Linked DNA regions of Mus musculus: region 2 is linked to region 1. The links are chromatin loops, found by intact Hi-C in ENCODE. Cell type or tissue: gastrocnemius. All regions are shown on one strand. Links, peaks and the distances in the headings refer to the core of each region. The heading gives the core; the rest is flanking DNA.

Region 1 (11,453 bases), core at 2,182-10,181:
AGTGGTAGAGCTCTTGCCTAGAATGCCCAGTAAGAGACTCGGGACTCAGAGGCAGCTCAGTGCCTGCTGGCAGTGTGGCTCAGTAGTAGAACCCCTGTCTAGACTCTCCCGACTGGGGGCATGGCTGGGAACATGGCTCAGCTAGAACTCCGGCCTAGAATCCCACAGTGAGGGGCCATACCATCCACCCAATCCTAGAGACTGCTCTGACCTCCAGTCACTTCCCTCTGGTGGCTGTGTTATGTGGCCTGTAGTGGATTCCTATTCAGAGAGCACTACAGTCCATCTCCAGCCCAAGCCTTTAGCCTTCTTTGTGTTCCCTTTCAGGTCAGGGAGTGCTCACCTGCAACTTTACATCCATCCCTCTCTTCCCAAGGTAGAGCATTTGGCATCCTGTGGGAGTGTCAGTGTTGGCTCAGAGAAGTACTTCACACTGTTTCTCCAATTGGTTTAGAAATGTGTCTGTCTATCATCTATCTACCTATCTACCTACCTATCTATCATCCATCCATCCATCCATCATCTTCTGGGAATGGACCTGAAAATCCCACAGACTCTTCACTCACTCTGACAATGAGCCACGCCCTCATCCCTCCGCATCTTGCCATCCTTACTGTCTGTCATGCCAGAGTTCAGCCGAGAGGCTGCACAGCTCTGCAGTTAAACTTGATGGGGTGGGTTCAAATCCCACCCTCACTACACACTCCCCATGTGTTTTGGGATAAATTATTCAACCTCTCTGTGCCTCCATCTCTCCATCTAACAGATGAGAACAGTGGTATTTATTGCAAACGTTGGTTGTGATAGCCAATGCTGCAGCCCCACCCCTGAGTGGCCGCTAGTGTCCATACTGCACAATGCACCAGCAGCAGGTCTCACCGCCGCTCTCCAGATTCCTTCCACTCCGTTTGTTCTCGCTGGGTCCCCAGGCATAGCAGCAGCTGGCTCTGCCAGCGCTGTCCCCAGCTGCCCACTCCCAGTGGCCCCTTTCTTCCCTTTCTTTCCTTCGCTCCTGCATCTTGGTCATGCCTGGATTCCTACGCCATCTCCGCCTCTCTCCTTTGCACCTCCACCTTGGGGTGACCAGATCCCTTGCCTCTTGGGACAGCTTTCTAGCACTTTTCCCCCTTTTAAGAGATCGACTGCAATTTCTATAATAACATCACATTAGCCAGAAATTAATGTCCTCATTAAGACAGCAATTAGGCACATTAGCGTGGCAATAAAGGAGAAGCTTATGAAATAATTGCTGGTTCCAAAATGCCTTTAATTTAGTATTTTATACTGTGCTGTGTTATTAATTTTTTCCCTTGGCAGAAGATAATAAGAGAAATGTCTGAATTTGAACATTCATTCGAAGGAAAGTGGTGCCAGCCCCTTTAAATGGTTGACGTCTGTTTTTCCATACCCCTTGTCCTGGCCATGGAGGGCAGGCAAGGAAGGTGGACAGTGAACTAGGGGACACAGGCCATGGGTCCATCTCATCTGAGGAGCATTTTCCCTGAGCAGTGTCTGCTTGTTTGTTTCTTCTGGGCTACATCTCCTGAGTTCAAATGTGTTCAGCAATATTTGGGGAACCCAACAGCTCTGCCCACGTGTAGGGTTTCCCACTGTGGGAAATGTTGACCGAATGATCTGTCTAGTCTATCAGACGGTTAAGTAAGACAAAACTCCATTTTACAGAAACTGCAAGAGTGGAAGAAACTTCTCAGAGGTTAAGGAGCAGTGGCTGTTCTTCCAGAGGACCCAGGTTCAATACCCAGCTCCCATGTGGTGGCTCACAGTGGCTGGTAACCCAGTGCCAGGGAGATCCAATGACTTCTCCTGGCCTCCAAGACACCAGGCACGTGTGAGGTACACATATATACATGTCAGACATACACATAAAGTAAACAAACAATTTTTGTTATTGTCTTTTTTTTGTTAGTCACTGAGCCAGCATGCTGAGCAAGTCTGCCAAGCTGAGTTCGATTCCCGGAACCAGAGTTCAAATCTTGAAAGCCAGGGAAAGATGGAAGGGGAGAACCAGTTCTACAGCCTTTCACTTTGACCTGCACACACACACACACACACACACACACACACACACACACAGACACACAGACACACACACACACAGAGACACACAGACACACAGACACACACACACACACACACACACACACAGAGACACACAGACACACAGACACACACACACACACACACACACAGAGACACACAGACACACAGACACACACACACACACACACACACAGACACACAGACACACAGACACACACACACACACACACACACACACACTGTGCTGGATATCTTTATGTCAATGTGAAACAGGCTCCAGTCATCCAAGAGGAGGGAACCTCAACTGAGAAAATGCCTCCATAAGACTGGGCTGCAGTCAAGCCTGTAGGACATTTTCTTAATTAGTGACTTACTTATGTGAGAGGGCCCATCCTCCAGCAAGAACAAGACCACTACCACAGTTTTGAGCCAAATTCGCTTTATTAAATGCTGACCAGGAAGATGGTCACTGGCCAGGCATACTCAGGATTCCCAGAGAATGTTCTAGAATTTCTTTAGTCAGGTGCTTATAAAGTCGAAGTCCACAAGGCTACGTACTTCCTGTCTTTGTCCAGTTGGGGACCAGGGCACCTCCCGTCCTCTTGCCTGTGTGTGATCGAGCACACCCCGAGCAGTTGGGGCAGCCAACCTTGCTTATAGACGTGAAACCATGTGGTTTCTTATCTTACATGAACAGTTCCAGTCTGTGGACAAGAGGGGTTTATAGGTTTGAGGTGTTTTTTGTTTTATAGATCTCTTAAACACACTAATTTAAACTTAAAACGTAATTTTGGCCATCACACACCCCTGGGCTCTGGAAGAAAGTAGGCTGAGCAAGCCATGGGGAGCAAGCCAGTAAGCAGCACCCCTCCATGACCTCTGCATCAGCTCCTGCCTTCAGGTTCCTGCCCTGCTTGAGTTCCTGTCCTGACTTCTTCTGATAATGAACAGTGATGTGGCATTGTAAGCCTGAAAAACTCTTTCTTCTTCAACTTGTTTCACCATATCAATAGAAACCCTAACTAAAACATGGCCCCTCACTAGGTCATGACACACACACAAATAGAGAAAAATTGTAAAAAACCTGCCTAACACTTCTGCTCTGATTCTATTGGCCAAAGTGGGCCAGAAAACCCAGCCATAGTCAAAGGTTCCTGGGACGTGGAGTCCTGTGGTGGGAGAGCCCAGCCACACTGCTGGACAACCCCAAGTTTAGCATCCTTTGCCAGTCTAAAGATTCTGATGAACCTCTGACCTTGGGAAGGTTCTAGGCTCTGACCTTGGGAAGGTTCTAGGCTCAGATCCCTTCTTCTAAATGTCTCCCCAACCGAAGAACCTCAAGAAGCGGTAAGAGAGTTGCTCAAGTCCCTGACAAGGATCCCCTCCTCCTCCTGGAGTGTGAAGGGCTGGGATCTTACTAAAATAGCCCTCTCCTCTAGCATGTATGATCATCAGGGGAAGTGCAGAATTTGAGTACAGAGTAGGAGATGCACAGCCTGGCTTGAGCCCACTCAGTTCCCTCTTATAAGGAAGTGTCCAATCTGACAACTGTCCCAGCATACCCTGATCCAGGGACCAGCAGGGATGAGTGTGGGGACAGGAGCAGAAACAGTACCTCTACTGAGAGCCATGTGGCCTGGGAAAGAGCCTGGACCCAACTAATGACCCACCAGAGGAGGCTGCCACCAGAGGAGACTGCCACCAGAGGAGGCTGCAACTGGACCATCAAGGATGGCAAACCCAGGTGGGCAGCCAGGCCTGCTGTGTTGAAGAAGACCTGAGTGCACGGGGGAGGAAGATCATTTCTCCCCTGCCCTGTATCCCAAGTAGATAACGTGCATCTGGAATCTTTGTTGCTATGGAGACCGCCACAATGATATTTGGGGAGCAGGATGCCCCAGGGGTCTCCATTCTGTGGAGCAGCAGTCTCCTGGATGACCTAGAAGCCTAGGTGGAGTCTAGGAGCCTAGAACCTTCTTATTGGTCTGACAGCCTTGCAAAAGGGAGAGAGGCCCAACAGGTCCAGAGTGAGGTAGAGGTCCTATGTGTAAGTTCTGGGCCCAGTGTGGTCATGGTGGTTGGGTTGCAGTACCTCTGACCTCTGACCATCATATATCTTTAAAAGTTTTATTATTTTATTTATGTGTGTGTGTGTGTGTGTGTGTGTGTGTGTGTGTGTGTGTGTGTGTGTGTGTATACACTCTATGTAGAAGCCAGAGAACAATTTGCAGGAGATGGTTTCTCCTTTCATCCTGTAAGTTTGTCAGACTTGGTCACAAGAGCCTTTTTCTGCTAAGTCATTTCAAAGACCCATTTCATTTCTTTGGGTTTTTTTGTGATAAGCTCTCATGTAACTGAGTCTGGCTTCCAACTCTTGAGCTTCTGCCTCCCCAGTGCTGTGAGTACAGGCATGGGCTAGCTGACCCAGTTTTTCCGTGCTGGAGAGCAAACCCAGGTCCTGGGGAATTCTAGGTGAGCAGTCTCCCACCCAGATCACGTTCCCAGTCTTCCCCCTTCTCCTCCTCAGTGTTCCAATTCTGCTTTAGCACAAGTACACCATGGGCCGATTCCTATTGGGTCCCAGCTCCAGAAAGAGTCCCAGCCTTGCCCTCCAGTTCCCCAGTACCATCTCTGGCTGGCTGGGAATCTGGTGCACCCTGTGCGGAGGGCAGAGTTGAAGCCCAGTGTGTATCTTCAGTCTAAAGCCCTGGAGAAAGTGGGGACGTGTGACCTAGGGGTAATGGAGGAGTTTCTTTTCTTTTCTTTCTTCTTTTAAAAAACTGGTTAATAAAACACAAGCAAATCCAACCTGCTCTGCAGGGTAGGGGGAAGGCCTGTATGCAGAAGCTGAAATTTAATAACAAAACAAAAATAGTCAGTATGCTGGAGAGGGGGGGGGGCCTGGAAGATGGATCCCCATGGTGGAGACATGCAAAGGGGCCCAGGACGCTGTGAGGGAAAGGAGGAAGGGACTCATTTTTTGCCTGAAGAGCCCTGAGCCAGGGGACATCTATTCCCAGTGAAGTTGGTCTGAGCAAAATTTTCTGCACCCTGAACTCAGGCGATGGCTCTCAAAGATAGAATTGCTAAAGACAGTCAGACAGTCACGACAGTCACGTAGATTGCTCACAGCGTTACTGCTAGACAAAGACTTCAACAAACAGAGATTTCATCGGTTTCCCTGGCCACACCCTGTGTCTGCCCAGAGGGAGACAGATATATACAGAAAGGATGAGACAACCATTAGAGGAAAGATACACAGAAGTGGCCGGTAACAGAGGATATTACTCAGCCATGAAGTGGGATGAACCACTGCACAGTCTACGTCAGAGATGAGCCTTCAGTAACCAATACCGATGGTCATGGTGCACAGCCCCAGAGATAAAGCACAATTCAGGGGACATCAAAGTTGCTACAGGACGAGGAAGGGCTCCAGATAGAAGGAGCTCCTTCTGGAAAGTACAAGCTCCAGTCTAGCCACGGTTACAGCCCAGCAGAGAGTCTCAGGGCGCCAAACTGTTCTTTGTTCTCTCTATCTTAGTATCGCTTTCAGACTGTGTGTGCTGGTGAGAGGGGAAGGGGGCCTGGTGCCAAGAGTGACTGCCGGAGCTTGATGCCAGTGATGCACGTGGTGGATGAATGAACCAACCCCACCCCGAGTTGTGCAAACACATTAAAAGTGTAGTATGTAAGCGTGTGCATGTGCATAGTAGCCCACAGGCCAACCCCATGTGTTGTTGTGTACCACTTTCCTCCGACAGAAAGCCTTCTAGCTCAGCAGAAGCCCATTGCGATGCAGGGCAGTCCTTTTCTTTCGAAAGTTTCATGGTTTCTCGGCCTTTTGGCAAAGGTCAAGTGTAGGAAGTTTACTTAATTTTACTCTGTGTGTGAGTGGTTTGCCTTCAAGTATGGATGTGCATCTCTGTCACAGAGTTCCTTCAGAGGTCAGAAGTTCTCCCTGAAACTAGAGTTACAGACATTTCTTATTCACCACACATGTGCAGGTAACAGAACCCAGGTCCTCTGCAGTAACAATAGCAAACACGCTTAACCACCAAGCCATCTCCCTAGACCGCCTAGATGCGGGACGTTGAAGGGAAATGAAACATTCCCTCTGCAGGGAAGCTTCTTAAGGTAGGGAAGGGAATGCCATTCAGGAAATCACCCAAACTGACCAGATCCACCAGGGTATCCGTCCCCTGTAGGCATAATGTTATTGTGCACTGTGTAATTCAGGTGCTTCCGTCTGTGCCCTATATCTGTGCAATCCTTATTCTAAGTTATCTCCCATCTTAATGTTGTGTAAACACTGCTCACCAACTCTTCCCTGATTTGCCAATAAAAACCGATCAGCCAGTGAGTGAGCAGGGGTGAGAATAGGGCAGGACTTCCTCCCACCAGGAGAGAGGAAGTGGAGATTAGAGAATCCAGGCTAGACCATGAGAAAACAGCTGGAACAAAGAAAGCCATCAAATGCAAATCTCTAGGGGATTCTGGCCAAATTGGTTCAGAGGATTAAAGTAGACTAATACTGCTCAGTTGTTGTGCCCTTAAAGCTTGTTAAATAAATATAATGGTCCAGTCTCAATTATTTGGGAGCTAGCTGGGTAATAGGAAATTTGTGACATACTTATTAAACAGCCACTAACACTCCCCAAGCATGCACAAGCTGTTGGAACTGCTGGGAGACTCCCATCTGCCTAGACCAGCAACTTGGCAAAGGCCTCTCCTCCTCCTGTTGAAATAACTACAGCATCCACGAGCTGTCACCTGTGCTGGGTGGACTTTGGTGATGTGTCTTTGAGTCATTTCTGCTCCTATAAGTAGCCTCAATAAAACTGATTGGGTCACCAAGTTCAACTTTGATGACATTGTATGTTGGTCTGCCATCATCTGTTCCTGTCACATCTGCATAGGAATAGTGTCACATGACAGGTGTCGTCCTCCATTTTTTTTTTTAAGTCAGGGTTTCTCACTGGATCTGAAGCTCAATGATTGGTTAGACTGGCTGAGCAGTGAGCCCCAGATCCTCCTGTCTCAGCTCCCCAGAGCTGGGATTGCAGGTACACACTGCCTCTAGCTTTTCATGCAGGTTATCCAGATCTGAACTCAGGTCTTTGACTTGCACAGCGAACACATTCCTGACCAGGTCATCTCCCCAGCACATTCCTGACCAGGTCATCTCCCCAGCCTCTGAAGGCTTCATTTACTTTTTTTTTTTTTTTTTTTTAATGAACTGGGGCGGCAGCTCTGTGGGTGAAATGCTACACAAGTGTGAGGAGCTGAGTTCAGAACTCCAGAACCTGAGTGTGACCTAAAAGTGGTAGTGTGTGTGTGTGTGTGTGTGTGTGTGTGTGTGTGTGTGTGTGTGTGTGTGTGTGTGTGTGAAACCTGAGTGCTGGTGAAGTGAGGTGGTGGGTGGAGTCAGGAGAGTCTCATAGCCCAGCCAGCCTGGCTTGTGCAGCAAAAGACAAGGAGGAAGGTGGTGGCCGTGCCTGAGGTTGTCCTCTGGGCTCCACTGGTGGCATTGCTCACATGAGCCACACTTACACGAGGTTGGTTTGGGGATCTCTGTGGCTTAGGCTAATCTTGAGCTGCTAGCCTTCAATGACCCTTGCCTCAGTTCCCCAGTGTGAGCCACCATATCACCTACACACCTTATGGTGATTCACTTCCCAGTGTGTGAGTTTTTTTTTAACACCTTAAAAAAATGAACCAGGTAGGAGTCTGGTTTTGTCCTGTGACACACTCCCTACACTCAAAGGATCCAAGAGGGAGGGCCAGGTGGGATCCAATCTCTTATTCACTCAACAAATATTTCCTGAATCTCAATATGGAATGAAGTTGTGATGGCCAGTGAGTTACCATGCCCTGGGTTGACACTCAAGTAGACAAACAGCCCCCAAGCCCCATGTATAGTGTGGTGGTTTGAGTGAAATGGCCCCCTTAGGCTCACAGGGAGTGGCATTATTAGGAGGTGTGGCTTTGTTGGAGGAAGGTTGAGCTTTGAAGTTTCAGAAGCTCAAGCCAGGCCCAATCACTCTCTCTCTCTCTCTCTCTCTCTCTCTTCCTCTCTTCCTCTCTCCCTCTCTCCCTCTCTCTCTTTCTCTCTCTCTCTTCCTCTCTTCTTCTCTCCCTCTCTCCCTCTCTCTCTCTCCCCCTCTCTTTCTCTCTCTCCTCTCTCTCTCTCCCTCTCTCTCTTTCTTTCTCTCTCTCCCTCTCCCTCTCCCTCTCTCTTCCTGCTACCTTTGAATCCACATATAGAATTCTCGACTCCCTCTCCAGCACCATGTCTGCCTGCATGCTGCCATGCTTCCCACCATGACGATAATGGACTGAACCTCTAAATTGTAAGCCAGCCCCAATTAAATGTTGTCCTTTAAAAGAGCTCCTGTGGGCCCGGCAGTGGTGGCGCATGCCTTTAATCTCAGCACTTGGGAGGCAGAGGCAGGTGGATTTCTGAGTTCGAGGCCAGCCTGGTCTACAGAGTGAGTTCCAGGACAGCCAGGGCTACACAGAGAAACCCTCTCGCAAAAACAAAAAAAACAAAAAGAGCTCCTGTGGTCATGGTGTCTCTTCACTGCAATGGAAACCCTAAGTAAGACATAGTATAGGAAGTGATAGTATCTGAATGGACAGAGCAGGTGAGGACCAGAGGGCACTGTGGACCCTAACAATGTGCTGTCACTAGAGAGGTGACTTTTTTTAAAAATAAAAAATAAAAGATGATCTCCCACAGGCTAAGCAACAAGGAGGGCTTAAGGGGTGATGCGAGGATCTCCCTGGGAAGGGGAAATAGAGACGATTTTGCAGGTAGGTTGGAGGCAGGTGAGATTGGGAACAGGAGAGATCACGTTGGAGGGAGAGACTTGGAGAGTATTTCATGGACAAGATGCAAACTTAGTACAATAAAAACTTCATGGAATCTGTGAGAGTAACCCTAGCCAGAACTCCTAGTAATGGGGCCATCTCCTGTAACCAGGCAAGGCCTCAAGTGGAGGTGTTGGGACACCAACCCAGCCACACAACCTTGGAAGGAAGTCTTCACCAACATGACTAAGCCCCGTTTTTTTTTTCTATAAGCCCCACCCCTCAGCTTGCACCAGACAGACAGGTGCTCCTTGCTTCGTTTTGTCTCTTTCTAGTTCTTCCCCATGAATGTCAGCCCCCATGGCAAGTTCTAGGTGGGCACTCTACCATCTGAGAAGCATCTTTAGTGGACGTGTTGTTCTTTTCAAACTGGACTGCCTCTGCCTCCCCTCCAGTAAGCAGCAGGTGCTCCGTGAGTGTTGGTATGCAGCAGGGGCGTGGTAACCTTCAGCAGGCCAGCAAGGGGCTCAGTGAGTATGAGAGGATGCTGGGCAGGCAGAGACCCAACATAGGAAGATACAGATCTAGGGGAAAGGGCAGCCAGGGAGAGCTTTGTGGGAAGGAGACAGAAACTTCTAGAACAGTCCTGGTAGTCAAGAGCAAAAAAAAAAAAAAAAAAGAAAAGAGTGGTGGACATACCCTATGTGTGGCCAGAATCTTCCCAGATACAACTCATGTGTTCTCTGGGACAGAAGCCCAGTCTGCACTGGGGAAGATGGATACCTCTGGCTTTCTTTCCACTATGGGCCCAGCAAGGTTACTCTCAGAATGGGAATTTCAGCTGGATATGGAGAGGAGCTTGGAATGCCAGCTCTGGGGAGGCAGAGGCATGAGGATCAAAACTCCAGGACACTGAGGTAAGTAAGAGATGTCTCCGTGGTTATGAGCCATACTGCTCCTGGAGAGGATCCATGTTTGGATTTTAGCACCCATGTTGTGTGTAGTTTTTGGAAGCATGCTTCCCCTTGCCTGGTGCCATGGCCCCTCATGACTTATTCTCGTGACTGCCACCCACTCTTCCGGCTGGCCCTGCCAAGTCACTCAGCACTCTGTCTCTCTGTCTCTGTCTCCCTCTCTCTCCCTCTTTCTCTTTCTCTTTCTCTTTCTCTTTCTCTTTCTCTTTCTCTTTCTCTTTCTCTTTCTCTCCCTCTTTCTTTCTTCCTGTCCTGCCCAGAAATCTTGCCTTCTCTTTTGCCCAGTGATTAGCTTCTGCTGCCATTATTTAGCCAATCAACAATTAGGGAAACTCCCCCTACACACCCATGTCTGGTAGCTCACTCCAGCTCCAAGGGGGATATGATGCCCTCTTCTGTCTTCTGGGGGTACCTGCACACAAGGACATATGCCTACACATATAGACGTGCATACACACAAGTAAAACATACAGTAAATCTTTTTTCTATAATTCCAGAGATACATGAGTTACATGGCAAGACCCTATCTTTAAAAAGGAAGTATTCAGAAAGGAACGTGTTCAGAGACAGCTCAGCAGTTAAGAGGACTTGTTACTGTTGCAGCCCTGGGTTCCCTTCTCGAAACCCACATAGTGGCTCACAACCATCTGTAACTCCAGTTCCAGAAGATCCAACAGACACCTTCTCGTGGGCATCAGGCATGCACATGGTACACATACATACACACAAGCCAAACACTCTCCAACTTGCTTTTTGGCCATGGTGTTCCATTGCAACCACAGAAACAAGTGACAAGCTGGTCACTAAGACATAGCTGAGTACAGCTGCAACAGATGTGACCATGTTTTGGGGAGGATTGTGGGAGGACTTTGAAACTTTGGGGTAGAAGAGCCATTGAGTATTGAGAGCTCAGTGAGCTGTTCTGTAGAAGCCTGGAAGATAAGACTGTTGAGAGCACTGCACAAGATGGAGGCCTGGCTTGTGAAGTTTCAGAGGGAAGTTTAAAGACTCTATCAGGGCCATGGCTATTTTGATTTAAGATTCTGTGGTACTGGGTGGCTGGGGCTGAAGAATCAGCTGAGATCAACAAGATACCAGAACTACTAAAGTGAAACCTTTGCTTTGCTGGGATACTTGATGCTGATCTGCTGAAGCTGAGAAATTAGTGGTGATTACGAAGAGACCAGCAAGCTGGGCAGTGTTGATGCACGCCTTTAATCCCAGCACTTGGGAAGCAGAGGCAGGTGAGTTTGAAACCAGCCACATCTACAGATCAAGTTACAGGACAGCCAGGGGTGTTATACAGAGAAACACTGTCTCAAAAATCCAACAAACAAACAAACAGAAAAAAAAAGGAAGAGGAGGAGGGAGAGGAGGAGGAAGAGAAAGGAAAAGAGGAAGAGGGAGAGGAGGAGGAAGAGAAAGAAGAGGAGGAGGAAGAGAAAGGAGAAGAGGAGGAGGGAGAGGAGGAGGAAGAGAAAGGAGAAGAGGAGGAGGAAGAGAAAGGAGAAGAGGAGGAGGGAGAGGAGGAGGAAGAGAAAGGAGAAGAGGAGGAGGAGGGAGAGGAGGAGGAAGAGGAAGAGGAAGAGGAGGAGGAGGGAGAGGAGG
Region 2 (11,453 bases), core at 1,051-9,050, 49 kb after region 1:
TAAGAAAACCAAAACCCGGGCTGGTGAGATGGCTCGGTGGGTAAGAGCACCCGACTGCTCTTCCGAAGGTCCGGAGTTCAAATCCCAGCAACCACATGGTGGCTCACAACCATCTGTAACAAGATCTGACGCCCTCTTCTGGAGTGTCTGAAGACAGCTACAGTGTACTTACATATAATAAATAAATAAATCTTTAAAGAAAAAAAAATAAATAAAACCCAGTGCTGGGATATTCCGCAGCAGGTGGAGTGGTCTCCTAGCACACACAAGGCCCCAGTTCCATTCTCAGCTCGGTGTAAACCAGGCGTACTGGAAGGAGGCATCAGAAGTTCAAGGTCTGCATCCAGGCTGTGGATGTGCATCCAGGCTACAGGTGTGCATGGATGTTTTTCCTGCATGTATGTCCACCTACCACATGCGTGCCTGATGCCCACGGGGGTGAAAGTGACTTAACTTGTGCAAAGGGCCTAAAGCAAGTAGGACACATTGCCACTCAATAAATCTATCATTTGTATGGCGGCCATGGCTACTGTTACTTTGTCCTCGTCTCTCCTTTCTCTTTCCTCCTCCCTTCTTTGCCCTCTCTTCCCCTCTCTCTGCACTTGTGTGCAGATGTGTATAAGCCAGAGGACAACTTCCAGTGTCAGGAAGCTTCAGGGCCTGTCCGCCTCATGCTTTGAGACCCAGTCTCTCTTATCATCCTGAGACTTACCAGTTAGGTGACGCTGGCTGGCTGGCAAGCCCAAGGCCACCTGTGTCAGCTTTCCACACTGAGACTCTAAGTGTGAACCGCCTTGCTGGCTTTCTTACGTGGGTTCCGGGAACTTAGGCTAGCCTGACCTGTGCACACACATGCATGCGCCAGACCCCTCTTCTTCCTCTCCTATTTTATTTTGAGGCTGGCTTTAAACTGTAGATCCTACATGGATCACATAATGCTGGATTCCATGCCTGTGCCACCACATCCCTTTCTCATTCTTTCTCCTGCCTGCCTGCCTGTCTGCCCGCCTGTCTGTCTGTCTGCCTATCTATCCGAGACAGGCTCTTTGTTGGTTTTTTTGGTTTTTGTTTTGTTTTGTTTTGTTTTTTGAGGCAGGGTTTCTCTGTGTAGCCCTGGCTGTCCTGGAACTCACTCTGTAGACCAGGCTGGCCTCGAACTCAGACATTCGCCTGCCTCTGCCTCCCAAGTGCTGGGATTAAAGGTGTGCACCACCACACCTGGCTCAAGACAGGCTCTCATGTAGCCCAGGGCAGCCTCACACTTGCCACATAGCTGAAGATGACTTTGAACTGCTGAGCTCTCCTGCCTTCCCTTCCCGGGTGCCCGGATGGTAAGTGTGCACAACCACATCTGCCATCCTGTGGGATTGAGGGCAGAACCCAGGGCTTCGCCATGCTAGGCAAGAGCTATCGGCCCATTCCCATTCCCAGCCTGAAATGTGGTTCAGCAATTTAGAGACTCACATGACAACTCACAACCCTTTGTAACTCCAGTTCCAGAGGATCTGACACTCACTTCTGGTGGAACTGTTTGGGAAGGATTCAGAAATGAGGTCTTAGGGGCTGCATGTCACTTGGCACTGGATTTAATGTATCAAAAATTCTCATGATTCCCATTTAGCTTTCTCTGCTTTGAGCCTGTGACTCAGATGTGAGCGTTCAGCTATTTTCCCAGCACCATGCCAGCCTGCCTGTCGCCATGTTCCCTGACATGATGGCCATGGACTCTAACCCTCTGAAGCCATAAGTGGCAAACTAAACACTTTCTTCTAGAAGATTCCTTGGTCATGGAGTCTTAGCACAGCAATAGGAATGTCACTAAGACACTGTGCCTCCAGGAGAAGAGCAGGGGATGGATGAACATATGAGAAAACTTGAGACAAGCTGGACAAAGATGGCTTCGTAATTAAGAGCACACCCTTGCAACAGGACTTCAATTTTGTTCCCAGCATCTCCACGGCAGCTCACATGGGCCTGTAACTCCTATAGCTCTGGGGAACCCAATGCCTCTATCCTCTGCAGACAGTACATTCATGTGCATATGCCTGCACACACATACAAATAATTTAAAATAATAATAATGGACCAAGGTGGTGGTGGCACATGCCTGCATGCTTCAAATCCCAGCACTCAGGAGGCAGAGTCAGGAGGATCTCTGAGTTCGAGGCTAACCTGGTCTACACAGGCTGACCTGAGTTCTAGGATACCCAGGTCTACACAGAGAAACACTGTCTCAAAAAAAAAAAAAAAAAAAAAACAAAACAAAAAACAAAAATGAGGCCTGGAGAGATGGCTCAGCATTTAAGAGCACTGACTGCTCTTCCAGAGGTCCTGAGTTCAAATCCCAGCAACCACATGGTGGCTCACAACCATCTATAATGAGATCTAATGCCCTCTTCTGGGGCGTCTGAAGACAGCTACAGTGTACTTACATATAACAATAAATAAATATTTGGGCTGGAGTGATCAGATCCAGAGTGAGCAGAGGTCCTGAGCTCAATTCCCAGCAATCACATGATGTCTCACAACCATCTGTATAGCTACAGTGTACTCATATACATAAAATAAATAAATAAATCTTTAAAAAGAAGAAAAACCAAAAATAAAATAAAATAAAAATAATGAGGGGTTGGAGAGATAGCTCAGTGTGTGCTGCTCTTCCAGAGGACACCAGCACTCACAGACACATCCACACACAGATATTATAATTTAAAAAAAATAGCAATATAAATTTTAAAGTATTTTTAGAATTTTTTTTAAGAAAAATAAAATTTGGAGAGGTAGCTCAGCAGTTAAGAGCACTTGCTGATCTCCCAGAGGACCGTGGTTTGGTTCCGAGTACCCATATGGCAACTTACAACTGTCTATAACTCCAGTCCCTTTTCTGCCTTCCTCGGGCACCAAGCATGCATGTGATGCACACAGACACACATGCAGGCAACCCTCACACCCATAAAATATTCTTAAAAGAAAAAAGTTGGGGCTAGAAATGAGTCCAGTGCTTGCCACACAGCATGTGGGTCTGAGTTTGAATCCTGATTCCTGCATTTAAAGCCATGGCAGTGTGTCTCGTAATACCAGTGCTAGGAGGCAAAAGCAGTCGAATCCCTGAGACTCACTCTGTGACCAGTCAGTAGCCAAGGGCTGTGCACTCCAAGCTCAGTCTCAAAACATAAAGCAGAGGCCGGGTATGGTGACAAAGGCCTTTAGTTGCAGCACTCAAAAGGCAGAGGCAGGCAGATCTTTGTGAGCTCAAGACCAGCTTAGTCTACACAGCAAGTTCCAGGACAGCCAAGACTACAGAGAGACCCTGTCTGGAAAAACTACTGCTGCTGCTGCTGCTGCTACTGGTGATGATGGTGCTGCTGCTGCTGCTGCTGTGGAGAACACCACAGGAAGACACCAGATGTCAACTATCCTCTTTGCACACATGCACACACAACTAGAATAAGGCTGTGTTTTCTTGGAGGCTTGCAGGAGCTCCGATAGCGTCCGTTCTTAATAAATGGCTGCTTTACACCACCTTGACTACCCAGAAAACAAGGTCTAGGTCCAAGTTGGTGCTGGACGACAGAGGAAGACTGCCTCTCTCTGTCTTTAGGGCCAAGTCAGACACCTTTGCGCTGCCAGAAAAGCAAAGCTAAGTTCTCAAAGCTCCTGGACTTTTAATTTGTTTAAACATTTATTTATTGGTGTTTGGGGATAGAGCCGTCAAAGCATAACTTGGAACAGTTGGTGCTCGCCTTCCAGCAGGTGAGTCCAGGGCATTGAATCCAAGGTCATTGAACCCATCAGGTTAGCAGCAACCACTTAACCCTACTAGGCTATCATGCTAGGACTATCTATTTGAAATCAGGCTTCCTCTTCCCTTTCTCCACCTTTGCTGCTCCAGATGGCTAGGAGAGATTCGCAGGAAGAAGGCACTGGGATCCACACAGCTTAGGAACCACACACGGCTGAGGGAAGAGCCCACCCCCCATTTTTCAGACTGGATCTACTGTGTAGCCCTACCTTGATGGAAACTCACTATATAGACCATATAAACTCTCTATAGACTAGGCCAGCCATGAACTCCTGGTCCCCCATTTGCTACATCTCAAGGTCTAGGATTACAGGTGTGAGCCACCATGCCCAGTTACATGCAGTGTGCTGAGGATGGAATTCACTGCTGTGTGCATGGTAGGGCGCACTGAATCATATCCCTGACCTCACATTTTTACGGAGTCTACTATCTCTCCACGTGGACGTGGACAGCATGAGCCACTAGGGCAGAGGCAGACTCTAGACAAAGCAAAGGTATTAAATCCCAGCCAGCCACAATAGAGAGGCCACCGCAGGCTGAGCTCAGAGGTGTATAAGCTCAAGGTTATCTTTAGAAGCAGACATTATCTTGTCTCCCCAACCCCTAGAACTGCTGGGTTTTTATGTGTCTGTGACAGTGCAGGTTGTCTTAGGGGCGTGTTGCATGTAGGTGCATTACAATACAGCACACAGCACACTCAATGTCAAAAGAAGTCAGGCGACTTGCCTAAGGTCACACAGCTAAGAAATGGACCGAGAACAAGAAAACCCAACTCTGACCTTCCTTCTTGACTAGAAAGCAGTCTCGTTGTGTGCCTGGTACGGTTTCGGATCACCTTGGGATACCAGGGTCTACCGTGGTGGCTTGGCAATAAGTGAAGCCAGGGAAGACAGTCATCCTCATGGCGGTAACTCTTGCCCTTGAGCCACAGCGCAGGCACAGGGTGAGATGTCAACCCAAACACTGGGACTCCCGGATTCCCGCTTAGGCCTGTCAGAAGTGTGGAGGAGTCCCGGGCTCTGGGGAGCGCCCGCTGCTACTGCTCATGCGCAGTGCGCGGGAGCTCGGCTGGCGAGCTGCGGGGTCTCATTAGCACCACCATCATTACGGCAGATTTATGTGCGATCCCTCCCGCACTCTGGGGCCGCTCCCGGCTCAGCACGCGGGGAGGGGACGGGCTGCAGTAGGCACCAGTGCGGGACGGGATGGATTCGTGGGAGCTAGCGGGTTCTAGAGCCGCCGCGCCCTTTCGGGCCAAAGCCAGAGCCACGTCCCGGTCCGCGGACCCCGTGGTCCACTTGCGGGGTTGGAGGGATCTGGGCGCCGCCGACTCGCCCCAGTGACCCCCGAAAGCTTTCGCGCCCCGGCGTAGTGGGTCCGGGGCTGCGCGGGAGAGGTGGGCGACGCGGGTACCAGGTCCCCGGGCTGGGAGCGGGCGCTTCTCCAAACACCACTCCTCCCCTCCTCCGCCTGCGAGACGGCTGCGGCCCCGCCTAGGGAGAGGGGGGACCAGAAGGAAGTGCTCCTGGAGGGAAGTGTGGCGGGATGAAGGGAGAAGGGGCAGCGCACTCCCGGGAGCGGGAGGCAGTCCTAGGAGGAGGGGAGGTGGGCAGGAGGGAGGGAACTGGGCTGGCCAGGAACCGAGAAGCGGAGCAGGAGAGCGGGCGGGGGGGAAGGGGGGGAGGGCTGGTAGGCCCGCTGGGGTGCCGCGGGCGAGGAAGAGAGGAGGGGGAACTGGGAGGGCGAGGCAGTGAGTGCAACCTGGGCAGTATCAAGAGAAAGGCACCTCTCGCATCTTCCCTAAACTATCTTTAACTCCAGGCTGCATTTCCATTCTCTATCCTGGTTCCCATCCTCCCGTATGGAGGCGGCTGCACACATTGGCCTGGCTCTCCACTCTCCTTCCCGCCCTGGCATCCAGGGTGCCAGACTGGGAGGTAACACGCCTCTTCCATCTGTCTCCCAAGTCATCCGCTTCCCAAGGCCTCCAGGGTTGACCCTGAGAACCCTCTCTTAGGAGAGACCGATGTTTAAATTTAGTAAGCACCTCTGTCCTAGCTTCTTGGGACCAGCAGAGGTTCCAGAGAGAGAAACTGAGGCAGAGAGCAAAGACCCAACACGGATCTCTACGAATCCCGCGTTATCTTTGGACACTAACCAGCCTGTCTCTCCTGCTCCGAGCTCTCCTGTTCCTCCGTGGGCAACCGTGGTGGCTGTTTCAAGGCCCCCCCCCAAAGCCCAGCCTTCCTGCTTCGCCACGGGGAGCTCCCAAAAGCCTGAAAATATCTTTAAATTAGGAAAAAGAGCTAAGCCGCCAGAGTCCTTTGGTCTATTAAAGGAGGAGCAGAGGCCACCGGCGTCCCCACCCCCCCGCTCGGATTTTGCATTTGAAGCGCAGACGGCGGGGCCGGTCGGCCGCTGGCGGGGCCGCGGGGCCGGCCAGCCGCGTCCCTTTCAGCGCCCGACCCCCCGCTAGGTGTGCCGGAATTAGGACAGCGCCCCTCTCCGCTGCTTTCATCCCCCAGGGCGGCGGGGGCCTCAGAGGCGCTAATGAAGCGCCTGAAGCTGTTTGGCTTAAGGAAAAGGCCGGAATTCTGGGCAATGTGAGACTGGGGGTTGAGGGTAGCGTCTGGAAATCTGCCTTGAAGTGTCCCAGGACCTTGTTGGCTTGGCCTGGACAAAGCAGTACCGTCCTTTTAGCTCTGCTGGCCTCTGGAACCCAACTCCGGGCTCCTCCCAGCCTGCAGCTGCTAGTTCTGGTAGCTTGGGTTCACTTCCAAGCTTCACTGATTTGGGGGGCGGGGCAGGGGGAACCTCAGGCAGCTCAGAGCCTCAGTTTCCCTGTCAAGCGATTCATCAAGATGATGGGATATGCCTGTGATCCCAACACCAGAAGGCTAAAGCAAGAGGATTGTGAGCTCTAGGCCGGCTTGGGCTCCAGAGTGAAAACATGTCTGGAAAAAAAGCAAACAAAAAGGGTCCTTACAAAATGTCAGGTGGCTCTTGAGCTGCGGAGAGACGGTCACAGACGCACAGCGGGTATTTACTTAGGCTTATTACCCCCACCGCAGGATCCCCTCCCCTCACGCACCCCAGATGCGTCATTCAGCACGGGCTCTCTGCTTGCTGGTGTCCCCTGCTGGCTGGCCTTCCTTATAGTTAGGTTTGTGTTCAATGTCTCCTTCAGAAAAGACCTCCTGGCTGCCTAGTTAGCAGTACCTCAACGGCTGTCCCTGTCTTATTGTCTGTCCTCTGACCCTGTGACTCACCTGTGAACTCTGGAACTCAAGAGCTTGGGTCTAGTCTAGATTCTTGCTTTATCTTGTTAGTTGAGTGAGCTTAAGGATGTTGTTCACTCTGAACCGTGGTTCTCTTTTAGAAAAGGGCAGGGCAGGTAGTTATGAGAGCTAACACACACACACACACACACACACACACACACACACACACACACACACGACTAAGGAGAAGGCCCAGATAGCCAGTGCCCTACGGTACTAACAGACCCTGCTCCTGGGGGTAATGGCTTCACCTACTTCCATCCTCAGAGTATTTCTCATTGGTTTACCACAGTATCCTTAGTGTCCAAAAGATGCATTACATAGTAAGTGCTCAGTAAATACCAGTTGGAGACTGAATAAAGTAGGGACCTTCAAGTTATTGCAGACAGCTTTTCATCTGTAAGATGACCTTGTTGTATTTTATCTAAAGATAGGAAGAAGGGATATGTTTGGTGTAGTTGAGGTATGGTGTGGGGGAAGGGGATGCCTCTACAGACCCATGCTGAGACTTCTCTTTCCCCTGAGGGACCAGCCACATGACAGTATAGTATAGAATAGAGTTTATTCAGGGCATGGGGAGGGGAGTTGAAAGAGTAGAAACAGAGAGAGAGAGAGAGAGAGAGAAGAGGAGTAGAGGCCAGCCATGAGCACGTGGAGAGAAAGGGGGAACAGGGCATGGGGAGGGGGGAGCAGGAGCAAGAGGGAAAAAAAGCAAGAGAATGAGGAGGGGCAAGCAGCCCCTTTTATAGTGAGTCAGGCACACCTGGCTGTTGCCAGGTAACTGTGGGGTGGAGCCTAGACTAAATGCCAACAGACCTGGCCAGTCTGGGGCTCAAACATGACTGCCCAAAATAGATGCTCTCATGCTTAGCTTTAGAAATTGATGGTGCACACCTTTAATCCCAGCATGGAAGAGGAAGAGGCAGGCAGATCTCTGAGTTCAAGCCCTCCCTGGTCTACAAAGGGAGTTCCAGGATATCCAGGACTTAATAGAGATCCTGTCTCAGAAAAACAAAAATCAAAACAAAACAAAACAAAAAGAGTTCCAGACTTGTATGGGCAACATACAAGACACCCCCCCCCCCAGATAAAGTAGACTTTAGTCACTTGATGTCATTGTCTCCGAGGCTTACTGCCTCAGTCTGCTAACCTAGGCTCAGTCCTGGAAGCTTCTAGCCTCCGTACACTCTAATCTAGACCTAGAATGTTTTCAGCCTCTGAGACTTCCTGCGGAATAAGCTCACCCTTTGTTATTCCTTCTGAACTCTGGCTGGCTGGTTCACTTTGGCTGTTCTGGCTCAAACGCCTCTGCAAGCTGACTGATTCAACCTGGCTTCTCTGGGCTTCTCCTGAATTGCTCTGCTTGGCTGCAAACTAACTCTAGCAATCTGTGTTGTGAAATAAAATGTGGCAGTGGCGGTGGGGTTACCTGGCAGGCCCATGCCAAGGTGTCCCCTGAGATCCCGTATAAAGGGGAATGTTTGAAAAGGGGAAGGAAGTGAAGGCCTGGAGAAGGGACAGAGGCAGACAGAGTGTGCAGAGCCATGAGGGCAGAAAAGAGGGGGGACAGAGAAGGACAGAAAGGGGGAGAAACTGGCTGGGAACACATGGGAACTGAGAGAGCTGGGGTGGCGGGTCAGTTCTTTAATGTGCTGTCCACTCCTGGTGGCAGGTAAGGGCAGCAGGTGATGAGCTAACCTGGTTCTAGGTTCTGATCTTCTTCTCTCTCTCTCTTTTTTTTTAAGATTTATTTATGCATATGAGTACATTGTAGCTGTCTAGATCTCATTACAGATGGTTGTGAGCCACCATGTGGTTGCTGGGATTTGAACTCAGGACCTGCCACACACACTCCAGTAGTGACATGCATGACAGGCCAAAAGCCTGGATGCAGTCCTGAGGCAAAGAGTTTCACGGAAACTTAGTCTCCTGGAACTGTGGCATTCCATAGCACGTATGCTCCAATTTTGTCCTTGTGAATGAATCTGTGTGCTCCCTTTCAGTATTGTTTTGTTATAGGTGCCTCCAAGCAATGACTTGCCAAATACCTAAGCAAAATTGAACTTTGCTTCCTGGCCTTCACCAATGCCCTAAGTAGTCCTTGAGCCGACCATGGGCTTGGAATTCAGTAAGAATGTTGCTTATCCAGTGACATTTAGAATTGCCTCTAGTATTGTAAGAGAAATAGTGAAAGAAATCAGGCTTTACTATCTACTACATAGAGTTAGAGATCTCAGGGTAAGCTTAGCAAAGTAAGTTTAGAATTCTTATTATAGTTATGTATGGCAGACTACATTACTTATTAGTAGAAAGTCCCCCCACACTATCACTTAGAATAAAAGCCAAGTCGCTCCCATATACAGGAATTTACAATGGTTTAGGAAGTAGATTGGGCTGTGGTTTTAGAGTATTGCATTATTCATGAGATGATTAGCTAGAGTGGAACTCCCTAGTTAGAACCATGACTTGGGTGTGAAAGCCCTTGCCCTAGGAGTGTAAAGACCTCACACCTGGCTTCTAAGACTATAGCTGACCTTAGATAGAGCTGACTTTGTCTCAGTTGTTTTATTGCCCAGTTCCTGCCAGTCTTTGTGTTTGCATTCCTCTGTTTTGTGTAAGAGTCATTAAGCATCCGGTAACCTCATTTGTACCTTGCAGATGTGTCACCTAACTTCCCTATTTTCTTCTGTATAAAAAGTTTGATGCTCAATTTGACAAATTACATTCAGATTCTACACACTCTCACATGTTGGTCTGTCTGTCACTCGCCAACTCCTTGCCCACCTGTGACCAGAGACCTGTTCCACGCAGACAAAAGGACCCAGAGGGTCTGCGGCAAGGGCCTATGGAAGAGCAGTCAGTGCTCTTAACCGCTGAGCCAGCTCTCCAGCCCGGTTCTGATCTTCTGGCTTCTTCTCGCTCTCTGGCTTATTCTGTCTTTACCTGTGTCTAGCTTGTTCCCTCTCTGTATTGTCCCAGTAAAGCTGCTTTCTTTTCCTCTTTTCTTTTGTGTTGCTCTCTCTCTCTCTCTCTCTCTCTCTCTCTCTCTCTCTCTCTCTCTCTCTCTCTCTCTCTCTCTCTCTGAGACAGGGTTTCTCTGTGTAGCCCTGGCTGTCCTGGAACTCACTTTGTAGACCAGGCTGTCCTCGAACTCAGAAATCCGCCTGCCTCTGCCTGAGTGCTAGGATTAAAGGCGTGCACCACCATGCCCGGCTCACCACGGTTGGTTTTATGATTCAAAAATAGCAGCTGGGAGTCTGGCAGCTGGCTCAGCTCTTCAGTTCAGTTCCCAGTACCCAAGATCATAGCTGTCTGTAACCCCAGCTCACACTCACACATATTAAAACAAAAACAAAAAAAACAAAAAAAAAAAACGAACAAAAAACAAAAACCAGAACAACAGGGAAAGGAGCTAACTACCATGATCTTTCAACTTTGCCTGGAAGCAAAGGCAACGTGAGTTCCTCAGGAAGTGCAGTGTGGAGTTTGGGTTTTTATCTTTCTCAGGCTAGGATCCTGTGGCCTAATGGTCTTTCTCAGTGACGAACAATGTAGGGTGCCAGACTTCCCATACAGCAGCAGGAGGTAACGAGAGCACAGCAAAGCTCTGGGTTGGGTGGGTTAGGGAGACTAAACATGTCTAACTATTATTAAACTAAGGGCTGGAGAGAGGTTCATAGCACGCTTGTCTTGCATGTGTGAGGACCGGAGTTTGATCATTAGAAGCCACATAAAAAGAGTCAGGAGTGATAGCCTGCTTGTGATCCCAGCACTGGGGAAGATGGGGCAGGGCCGTCTCTGCAGCTGACTCGCCAGCCAGTCTCCAGAACTGTGAGCTCAAGAGTTAGTGAGAGATCCTGTCTCCAAAAAAGCAAGGTGGGAAGCTGAGGAAGGACCTCCCCCCACTTGTGCATATATACATGTGCACCTAGGTGAACATGCACTCACATGCACATACACACACAAAATACATGAGAATGAAGTTGCTTGTATAATGTTAAACCTACAATAGGCTAGGGGGTATCGTCCATTGTAAGCTAAAATATGTTAGGGGTTATCGCCCATTGTAAGTTACAGTAGGTTAGTGGGGTATCGCCCCTTGTAAGCTACCATGGGGGCGGCTGGAGAGATGGCTCAGTGGTTAAGAGCACTAATTGCTCTTTCAGGGGTCCTGAGTTCAAATCCCAGCAACCACATGGTGGCTCACAACCATTCATAATGAGATCTGACGCCCTCTTCTGGGGTGTCTGAAGACAACTACAGTGTACAATTAAAAAAAAAAATCAGGGCTGGGAGGTGGTTCAGCGGTTAAGAGCACTTGTTCTTGTAGAGGACTCAGGTTCAATTCCCTTCACCCACATGGCAGCTCA

What was found. A loop is a pair of places that touch in the nucleus more often than their neighbours do. Peaks named below come from ENCODE experiments on the same cell type or tissue, not always from the same donor. Only the 100,000 strongest peaks of a DNase experiment are listed, where the experiment ranks them.
Region 2: it touches region 1 in a loop (2.4-fold over the local background); 2 of 42 quality-filtered maps call a loop at or near these places.

The regions. Positions count from the first base shown.
Region 1 is chr8:83,819,837-83,831,289 of GRCm38, forward strand. No RefSeq gene overlaps it. Among named protein-coding and RNA genes, the nearest start is that of Gm51542, 55 kb to the left of the region's middle. In gastrocnemius, for the core only: no CTCF peak of the experiment used is centred there; a DNase peak (open chromatin) is centred at 5,640.
Region 2 is chr8:83,870,149-83,881,601 of GRCm38, forward strand. No RefSeq gene overlaps it. Among named protein-coding and RNA genes, the nearest start is that of Gm26721, 24 kb to the right of the region's middle. In gastrocnemius, for the core only: a CTCF peak has its summit at 6,930 (motif pointing left); DNase peaks (open chromatin) are centred at 4,870, 5,328, 5,687, 6,279 and 1 more place; H3K4me3 peaks cover 2,169 bases; H3K27ac peaks cover 1,932 bases.